Linked DNA regions of Homo sapiens: regions 1 and 3 are each linked to region 2. A link is a contact called in ENCODE Hi-C or POLR2A ChIA-PET data. All regions are on one chromosome and are shown on one strand. Each heading gives the region's core, a stretch centred on a gene start or an enhancer-like site at or near the end of the contact. The rest is flanking DNA. Distances are from core to core; before and after follow the strand shown.

What was found. A loop is a pair of places that touch in the nucleus more often than their neighbours do. ChIA-PET counts read pairs that join two places held with the same protein, here RNA polymerase II (POLR2A). Pooled maps may share reads with other maps.
Region 1: a loop to region 2 is called in a map with no recorded cell type, with 6 times the contacts of the local background. The contact joins two enhancer-like sites. A Hi-C loop is called at or near these places in 1 of 168 maps with a recorded cell type or tissue (CD4-positive, alpha-beta T cell), 6 of 37 single-sample maps with no recorded cell type and 11 of 50 pooled maps. POLR2A ChIA-PET finds 5 or more read pairs at or near these places in 5 of 52 experiments (AG04450, K562, WTC11 and 2 more).
Region 3: a loop to region 2 is called in a pooled map, with 2.8 times the contacts of the local background. The contact joins two enhancer-like sites. A Hi-C loop is called at or near these places in 2 of 50 pooled maps. POLR2A ChIA-PET finds 5 or more read pairs at or near these places in 2 of 52 experiments (activated T-cell and naive thymus-derived CD4-positive, alpha-beta T cell).

Annotation. Positions count from the first base shown.
Region 1 is chr3:36,842,070-36,844,769 of GRCh38, forward strand. It overlaps TRANK1 (tetratricopeptide repeat and ankyrin repeat containing 1), which reads right to left. Exons shown (of 24, transcript NM_001329998.2): 18 at 553-641. Among named protein-coding and RNA genes, the nearest start is that of LINC02033, 21 kb to the left of the region's middle. Within about 2 kb of position 1,287, at least 2 of the 41 ENCODE cell types and tissues checked have a DNase peak (open chromatin) inside an H3K27ac peak, as active enhancers do.
Region 2 is chr3:36,911,202-36,913,961 of GRCh38, forward strand. All of the region lies in intron 1 of TRANK1 (tetratricopeptide repeat and ankyrin repeat containing 1), which reads right to left. Among named protein-coding and RNA genes, the nearest start is that of TRANK1, 32 kb to the right of the region's middle. RefSeq lists an enhancer at 1,326-1,375. Within about 2 kb of position 1,455, at least 11 of the 41 ENCODE cell types and tissues checked have a DNase peak (open chromatin) inside an H3K27ac peak, as active enhancers do.
Region 3 is chr3:37,023,915-37,026,630 of GRCh38, forward strand. MLH1 (mutL homolog 1) reads left to right here. Exons shown (of 19, transcript NM_000249.4): 12 at 1,723-2,093. Among named protein-coding and RNA genes, the nearest start is that of MLH1, 32 kb to the left of the region's middle. Within about 2 kb of position 1,302, at least 3 of the 41 ENCODE cell types and tissues checked have a DNase peak (open chromatin) inside an H3K27ac peak, as active enhancers do.

The DNA.
Region 1 (2,700 bases), core at 37-2,536, 69 kb before region 2:
CAAAATGTAAAGAGGTCTGCTACAGAGATAACACTTCCTGGAAGAAAACTGCTCAGGACCACTAACACGGCTTGTAACTGGAAATTGGTCAGTGCAGTGTAATAAAAAGCCTTAACCTATCTTCACCAGACTCAGATTGGCAATGAAATCTGTTTGATCAATTTGAAAAAAATCAAATGAAAGATCAAATGAAAGATCTTTTACTGCTTTAAAATGCAGTATGATGATAGCAAAGCTTTTAGGCATAGAGTACAGGAGGGAAAGAAAATATATACAAGGATTCCTTGGTGGGGCAAAGGCCATAGCCCTTCATGATCTATCAGCACATGCTGGCACTTGGCCAAAATGAAGAGTTGTCATGCCTGCACTGACCAGAAAAGGAGCAGGACAGGAAGCTCTCCTCATCTTGAGGTGACCTGATGTTTCAGAACACGTGGCACAAGCACCATTACGCTCATCCTTTCCTGGTGACAAACACCATGATGTGAAACCTGCCTGTGAGGTCTGACGAGGGCACCAGTGACAAGGACCCCTCCTAGTCCAACCCCTTACCTTCCAGCACTGGTGCTTGGCGTAGTAATCTCCCTGTGCAATCCACTCCGCAGGAGTTGAGGTCTTAACGAACATGCTATCATCAAAGTCTAAAATGAGAAAGAAAAGTGTGTTTGCTTCTCTGGGCTTTCTTTCACTTAAAACTGTTGTTATGGGCTGAGTTGCATCTCCTCCGCCAGCCATCAAATTCACTTGTTAAAGTCCTAACTCCCGGTACCTCAGAATGTGGCTGCATTTGGAGAGAGATAGGGCCTTTACAGAGGTGACTAGGTTAAAATGAGGCCATTAGGATGGCCCCTCATCCAATCTCACTGGTGTCCTTAGAAGAAATTAGAACACGGGGCGACCCCAGGGGCAAGAGAGCACAGAGGAAAGACCACGTGAGGACACAGAGTGGCTGGCTGCAAACCAAGGAGAGAGGCCTCAGAAGAAACCAACCCTGCCAACACCTTGATCTTGGACTTCTAGCCTTCAGAACTGTGAGAAAATACATCTCTGTTGTTTAGGCCATCTAGTCTGTAGTATTCTGTTATGGCAGTCAGAGCAGACTGACCTGTGTTGTCTTTCTAGTATTCATGTAAGATATATTTTAACTTACCAAACCACATTTGTGAGGTTATTGAAAGGAGGAGGTAGAGGGGAGAAAGGATGTGGTTTGGTTTTTAAGTTTTGGTCTACTTTCCTATTCTATGGCTACAAATCAGAAGACAGAAATTAAAAATTCCTCCTTGAAAACCCAAAGTCAAGTGGCTCTTAGCAAGCTCCCAGGCCAGGGCTTCAGCAAGAAAAAAAAGGTGACAAATTTTACACTATTTCCAAATGTGCAAACTTTGCCCTCATCACAATAAGTAATCTGACACATTCCTATTGGTGGACAGAGACCATTGTCACCACCTGCTGTCCATCCCTTCTGTTATCCTCACTAGCCTGCTGGTGACTATTTCAGCACTGCACCCCACCCCCACCCTGCCACCTGCATCCCCCAGAGTATCACTAGACAATGGGTGACAATCCCTGCAAGTTCTGAGCCACAGATTCATGAAACACACAAAATACAGTGAATACCAGGGTAATACTGGCAGACAAATCAGAGCTGAAGGAATCAGAGACACCTAGGCCAATGGATATCAACAGGGGAGTGAGGCAGACAGGTCAGATTTGTTTAGAAGGTGCAAAAACACGTTAAGCATCACAACCTGATCCCTCCCTGCTCGCCCTCTGCTGGTGCTGTGTAGCAGTACAGTGATGACTTAGCATCTTGTTCTGACTCCGTATGTGCTGCTATGAGTGCCCCTGTGACATTTAATTCCCACGGCAAAACCCCATCCATATTATCTCAAAATAGGGCCAGTGAACTCTGCAGATGCCATGTAAAAGAAACACAAATTACATAATCACCATACTGAATCCAAACACAATGGGAACAGATGCTTTAGAAGACTTTACTATGTACAACTTAAAATTTGTAATTAAGACTGCACTTTTTCTTGCATTCTTAATGCTGCCAAAACATAAAATAAATTGTGATCTGTTTTCATTTTGAATTTTTAAATTTAAAAAAGTCACTTAGCTTCTATGATCTTTGGTTTTTTAGTTTGTTTTTTGTTTTTTGTTTTTTGTTTTAAGATGGAGTCTTGCTCTATCACCCAGGCTGGAGTGCAGTGGCACAATCTTGGGTTACTGCAACCTCCACCTCCCAGGTTCAAGCAATTCTCCTGCCTCAGTCTCCTGAGTAGCTGGGACTACAGGCATGCACCACCACACCGGGCTAATTTTTGTATTTTTAGTAGAGATGGGGTTTCACCATGTTGGTCAGGCTGGTCTTGAACTCCTGACGTCAGGTGATCCGCCCACCTTGGCCCCTCAAAGTGCTGGGATTACAGGCATGAGCCACCACGCCCAGCCATATGATCTCTTATAGTGGATGCCAGAACATACTTGGGGAATAAAGGGGGATGAGCTGAAGGAAAGATTGAGAATGCCCATGCTAGGCCAATCCACTCATTTTCCTTTGGGAGAGAAGGTGGGACCTGAACAAGGTCATGTCATTACACAGGTAGAAAGTTTTTATGAGAAGCTATGTTTTGTTTTTTTAACTCCTAGCCTTTGACTTTTCCCATCACAATAGTCAAGTCTTAGGATAAGAAA
Region 2 (2,760 bases), core at 205-2,704:
AAATATAGGCCTATAAGGTTGAAAAGGCATATAATCCCAAATTGTTTTAAATACATAAAATGTATTGAAAATATGCCAAAATGTTAAAAGCCACGCCTTTGGGATTTGACAGAATTTTAATTTTCTTCCTTGATTTTCTGAATTTCCAATCACTCTACGATGTACCCTCTTACTAATCAGACCATAAATGTTATCAAACAGACTCTTTAAGGGTTTAACTGAAGAATTCAAACACAAGGTATTTCCATTGTATTTACAAATACAAAAAAAAAACTCTTCATTTCAATATTATTTTTCATAGTTCTCTAGAAACCAAGTCAGCTCTTAATGTTATGTGAGCAACAACAAATGTATTCACCCACCTATGTTTCTGCTTTTTATTGATACAATCACATCAAAGGTGAAAGAAGGAATGCCAACCATACAGAAGGCTTTTTTCTTCCTAATAGGATTCATTGAGAGTTACATTCTCATTACACGGAAGAATGCTTTATATCTCTACAATAGAATACAGATGGCTCCGTTGTTGGGTCTTTAAAAAAAAGAAAAAACTGACCAACTGATGATTTATTTATAAGATGAAATTATTAAATAAAAGTGGTAATAATTTACCATAATGACAATATTCTTCATAGCTAATATCTGCTAAGTACCTACTATGTGCTTTACATCATTGTGTCTTTTCATTCTTATAAGAAGCCTCGGCCAGGCACAGTGGCTCACGCCTGTAAACCCAACATTTTGGGAGGCCGAAGCAGGCAGATTAGCTGAGGTCAGGAGTTCGAGACCAGCCTGGCCAACATGGTGAAACCCCCATCTCTACTAAAAATATACAAAAATTAGCCAGGCATGGTAGTGCATGCCTATAGCCCCAGCTACTCAGGAAGCTGAGGCACGAGAATCACTTAAGCCCAGGAGATGCAGGTTGTAGTGAGCTGAGATCAAGCCACTGCATTCCAGCCTGGGCAACAGAGTGAGACTCTGTCAAAAAAAAAAAAAAGTGCTATAAGGTCAGCGTGACTCTATCTCTATTTTGCACATAAGGAAAGTGAAGCAAAGACAGGTTAAGCCACTTACCACTTGCCACAGTCACACTGAAATTGGTAATGTGAGAATTCCAACCTAGGTGGCCTCACTTTAAGAGCCAAACTACACTCTGAAGGGCCAAGACAGAGGCTAAAAGATCAGCACCCAGTAAAATCACTAGGGTATCTTATATTTTGGCTGGCACTGAGCACTCTACCCTGCACTTTCAGTTTCGTTAATGGTGTAAAAGCTACAAAATACTTAAGGACAATTGCACAGCTGCCTGGCTGGCTTTCAGAAATTTTCACTATGTCTCTATGAGAATTCAAACTCTAGTTGTTGGAAGCTGTCACAGGCTGCTGAGCTACATATGAGGAAGAAGATGCAAGAAAAATGCAAATGCACTGAGTAGATTTTGAAACAAGCAAGTCTGAAACAGAGCAGATCCAGGTGGTTGTGGGTTTTATGACTCATTGTGTATACGTATACACATGAAGTTCTGTAACTGACATACAGGATTACAGCAAAGACTGGCAACACAGATGGCCTATGGAGGGGTTATTACTGAAATGGGCAGAGAGGATGGCTTTCCCTTCATACATTATCTGGGTACTGCTTGAATTCTTGACAACAAATTTGTTTACTTTTTTATTTTATTTTTTTGGGGTTTTTTGTTTGCTTGCTTGCTTTTTTTGTTTAGGGTTGCCAAAAGAGCCCAAAAGCAGTCAATGATCCAAGATTAACTCGGGAATGCTGGCAGTAGCAGTAGATCCAAGTTGAAGCTAGAAAGAGTATGTCTCTTTTGTGTGTGTGTGTGTGTGTGTGTGTGTGTGTGATGGAGTCTCACTCTGTCACCCAGGCTGGAGTGCAGTGGCGCAATCTTGGCTCACTGCAACCTCCATCTCTCGAATTCAAGCCATTCTCCTGCTTCAGCTTCCTGAGTAGCTGGGATTACAGGCGTGCGCCCTGTAATCCCACCATGCCCAGCTAACTTTCTATATTTAGTAGAAATAGGGTTTCCCCATGTTGGCCAGACTGGTCTCGAACTCCTGACCTCAAGTGATCCGGCCGCCTCGTGTCCCAAAGTGCTGGGATTACAGGCTTGAGCCACCATGACCGTCCTTTTCCTTCTATCTTTCTATCTATCTTTCTTTCTTGCCTGTTTGCTTGCTTGCTTGCTTGCTTGCTCACTTACTTTCTTGCTTGCTTTCTTTTTCTTGCTTTGTTTCTCTCCTCTCCTCTCCTCTCCTCTCCTCTCTTTCTTTCTCTCCTCTCCTCTCCTCTCTTTCTTTCTCTCTCTCTTAAAAGTGACTCTTTCCTCTTCCCCGCAGGAAGGGTGCCACAGACAGTCAAGGATAAAAATCCAAAGTCAGAATATATCCTGGGGACTTCAATGTGTTTTGTTTTGTTTTTTTCTTTTTTTCTTGGGGAAAGGGGTACAAATGTGGGACAAGAAGAACAGGAATTTTCTTAAGAAACTCACTCAAAATATTTCATAAGGCCCCTGGAAAAGTATGTGGTGCTGCACCCAAGTCTTCCCTACCCAGGGCATTTAAATAGGACAAGACCGGAACACCTTGCCACCACCCCCCTCAGCTGTCTCACCATCCTGCCCCCGACCAAAGCCCAGTAAAGTGGCCTGCACTAAACCTAAGGCATTACCAGTGCAACTTATCCCCTTCGCCCATCAACTTTAAGTTATTCCTCATTTATTTACAGCCTCAATTACACCCA
Region 3 (2,716 bases), core at 52-2,551, 110 kb after region 2:
AATTAGAGTCCTGCCTTGGGCAAGTGAAAGGAAAGCAGGAGAAGGTAAGAGAAATTCTGTTGCCTAAGACCTTCTGAGGCCTAAAGCACCCCAACATTATAACAGAAGACGATAACAGGACTATGGGAGTTATGAGCTGGGAACCTTGGACAAAAATATATACATATTAAATAAATATTAAGTGTATATATATACTTACGTATATTAAGTGTATGTGTGTGTGTGTATATATATATTTTTTTAATTTACTGGTTGGTTTTGGGAAGCAGAAATTACCATAACTACTCTTAAAAATCTTTTAAGTCTCTTTGAAGTTAGAAAAGTCACTGTACCTTTTTGTTTCCATTGGCCCTGTACTTCTTATTATACCCCAGCAGGAGGAGCATAATGTGTTGTTATATCATTCTGGTGATAAGATTCATAAGTGGGTTCAGCTGGTGACAGCCTGATTCCCTCATTGTAAACTTATCCATCAACATGTAGCTTAATCGTTTCACCTTTTGTGATGACCATTACCTGAATCAGTTATTTCATTAGATTGCAAGATTATGCTTTTCTGATTTTATCATTTCTTCTGTATTGACTGTAATTCTTTGGTATAGAAGAACTTTCCCTTGTTAATAGCTATTTGGTTGTCCTGAAGTACAGTTCTTACTAGAAAGTAAGACCAAATGCTGAATTATATCCCTCTAGCTATCAATTTTCGAAGGAATGAATGGTGTCCTAGTAATTTCCAGTGGTGTTTAATTACGTTTTCCCTTCTCTTTCTCCTTCTCTTATTCCCTCCCTCTCCATCTCCTCCCTCCTCACTTTCAGTTTTTTGCTCTTTCAGTATTTTGTCATAGCTGTTAACAGAGCAACATATTTTAATCAATTGTAGTCATTTTTCTTTTTGGTGCTCAAATTATCCCGTCTTAGTCCCATGGAAGCAAGCCCTTGGAGCTAGGGCCCTCTACCTTTTGATGGATTTCCATTTGTCTTGATAATTTCCTTGTTTCTGACAAGACAAGATGTTGCAGGCACATTTTATACTTTCCCAGCCCAAACCCTGGAATAGGCCTTTTCTCCGAGGAGCTCTAGTTCATTTTAGTGGGAAATGGTATTTAGAGACTATAATCTGGGATCTGGGAGTCCTCATTGCTACTGAGTAGTCATTACTTTTAGGCTTTTCCAGTGGTCAGAGCTAGGAAATATGTATATTTAAAAATGGACAGTTGAATGGTTGTTGCCAGGAGCTGGGAGGAAGGGGAAGTGAGAAATTGTTTAATGGGCACAGAGTTTCAGTTTGGGGAAGATGAAAAAGTTCTAGAGATAGCTGGTGGTGATGGTTGCGCAACAATGTAAATGCCACTGAGCTCTCATTTAAAAATGGTTAAAATGGTAAATTTTATATATATTTTACCACAATAAAAAAAAGTCTTCTTCTGGGAGCACCCCCCCAAGACAAAAATATGAAAATTTTACACTGATACTTCCATTTCAAGATAATTTTAAGATTATAAGGATTTTGCTTAATTCTTGAATTTTATACCTGTAAACCTTTTATACTTCAAATTTCGGGCAGAATTGCTTCTATAACAATGATAATTATACCTCATACTAGCTTCTTTCTTAGTACTGCTCCATTTGGGGACCTGTATATCTATACTTCTTATTCTGAGTCTCTCCACTATATATATATATATATATATATATTTTTTTTTTTTTTTTTTTTTAATACAGACTTTGCTACCAGGACTTGCTGGCCCCTCTGGGGAGATGGTTAAATCCACAACAAGTCTGACCTCGTCTTCTACTTCTGGAAGTAGTGATAAGGTCTATGCCCACCAGATGGTTCGTACAGATTCCCGGGAACAGAAGCTTGATGCATTTCTGCAGCCTCTGAGCAAACCCCTGTCCAGTCAGCCCCAGGCCATTGTCACAGAGGATAAGACAGATATTTCTAGTGGCAGGGCTAGGCAGCAAGATGAGGAGATGCTTGAACTCCCAGCCCCTGCTGAAGTGGCTGCCAAAAATCAGAGCTTGGAGGGGGATACAACAAAGGGGACTTCAGAAATGTCAGAGAAGAGAGGACCTACTTCCAGCAACCCCAGGTATGGCCTTTTGGGAAAAGTACAGCCTACCTCCTTTATTCTGTAATAAAACTGCCTTCTAACTTTGGCTTTTCATGAATCACTTGCATCTTCTCTCTGCCTGACTTGCCCTCTGGAATGGTGCTGGAATGGTCCTGTGGCCTTGTCCACTGTCTGCCTTTGACCATAACTTGAAAGTCACCCACCATAGTGTCCTTTGAAATAACTTAAATGTCCACAGTTCCAAGCATGAGTTAAAAACACTTCAGAATGTAGAGTAGTTGTTCAATTGAATAAACACACACACCAGAAAAAAAAGCAAGTTTATCTTTTATTTTTAGTAAAGAATTTTGATAGAGCCTCAACACCAGAAATGGCTAGAGAGAGAAGCCTAACATATCTGGAGGATTATTTTTCATCCTACTTAAAGCTGCTTTCACTTTTTTCAGGAAAAAACACACGTTCTGAATCTAATTTATAAAACTCCCTGGCCGGGTGCTGTGGCTCACACCTATAATCCCAGCACTTTGGGAGGCTGAGGCAGGTGGATCACCTGAAATCAAGAGTTCAAGACCAGCCTGACCAACATGGTGAAACCCCATCTCTACTAAAAATACAAAATTAGCCAGACGTGGTGGCGCATG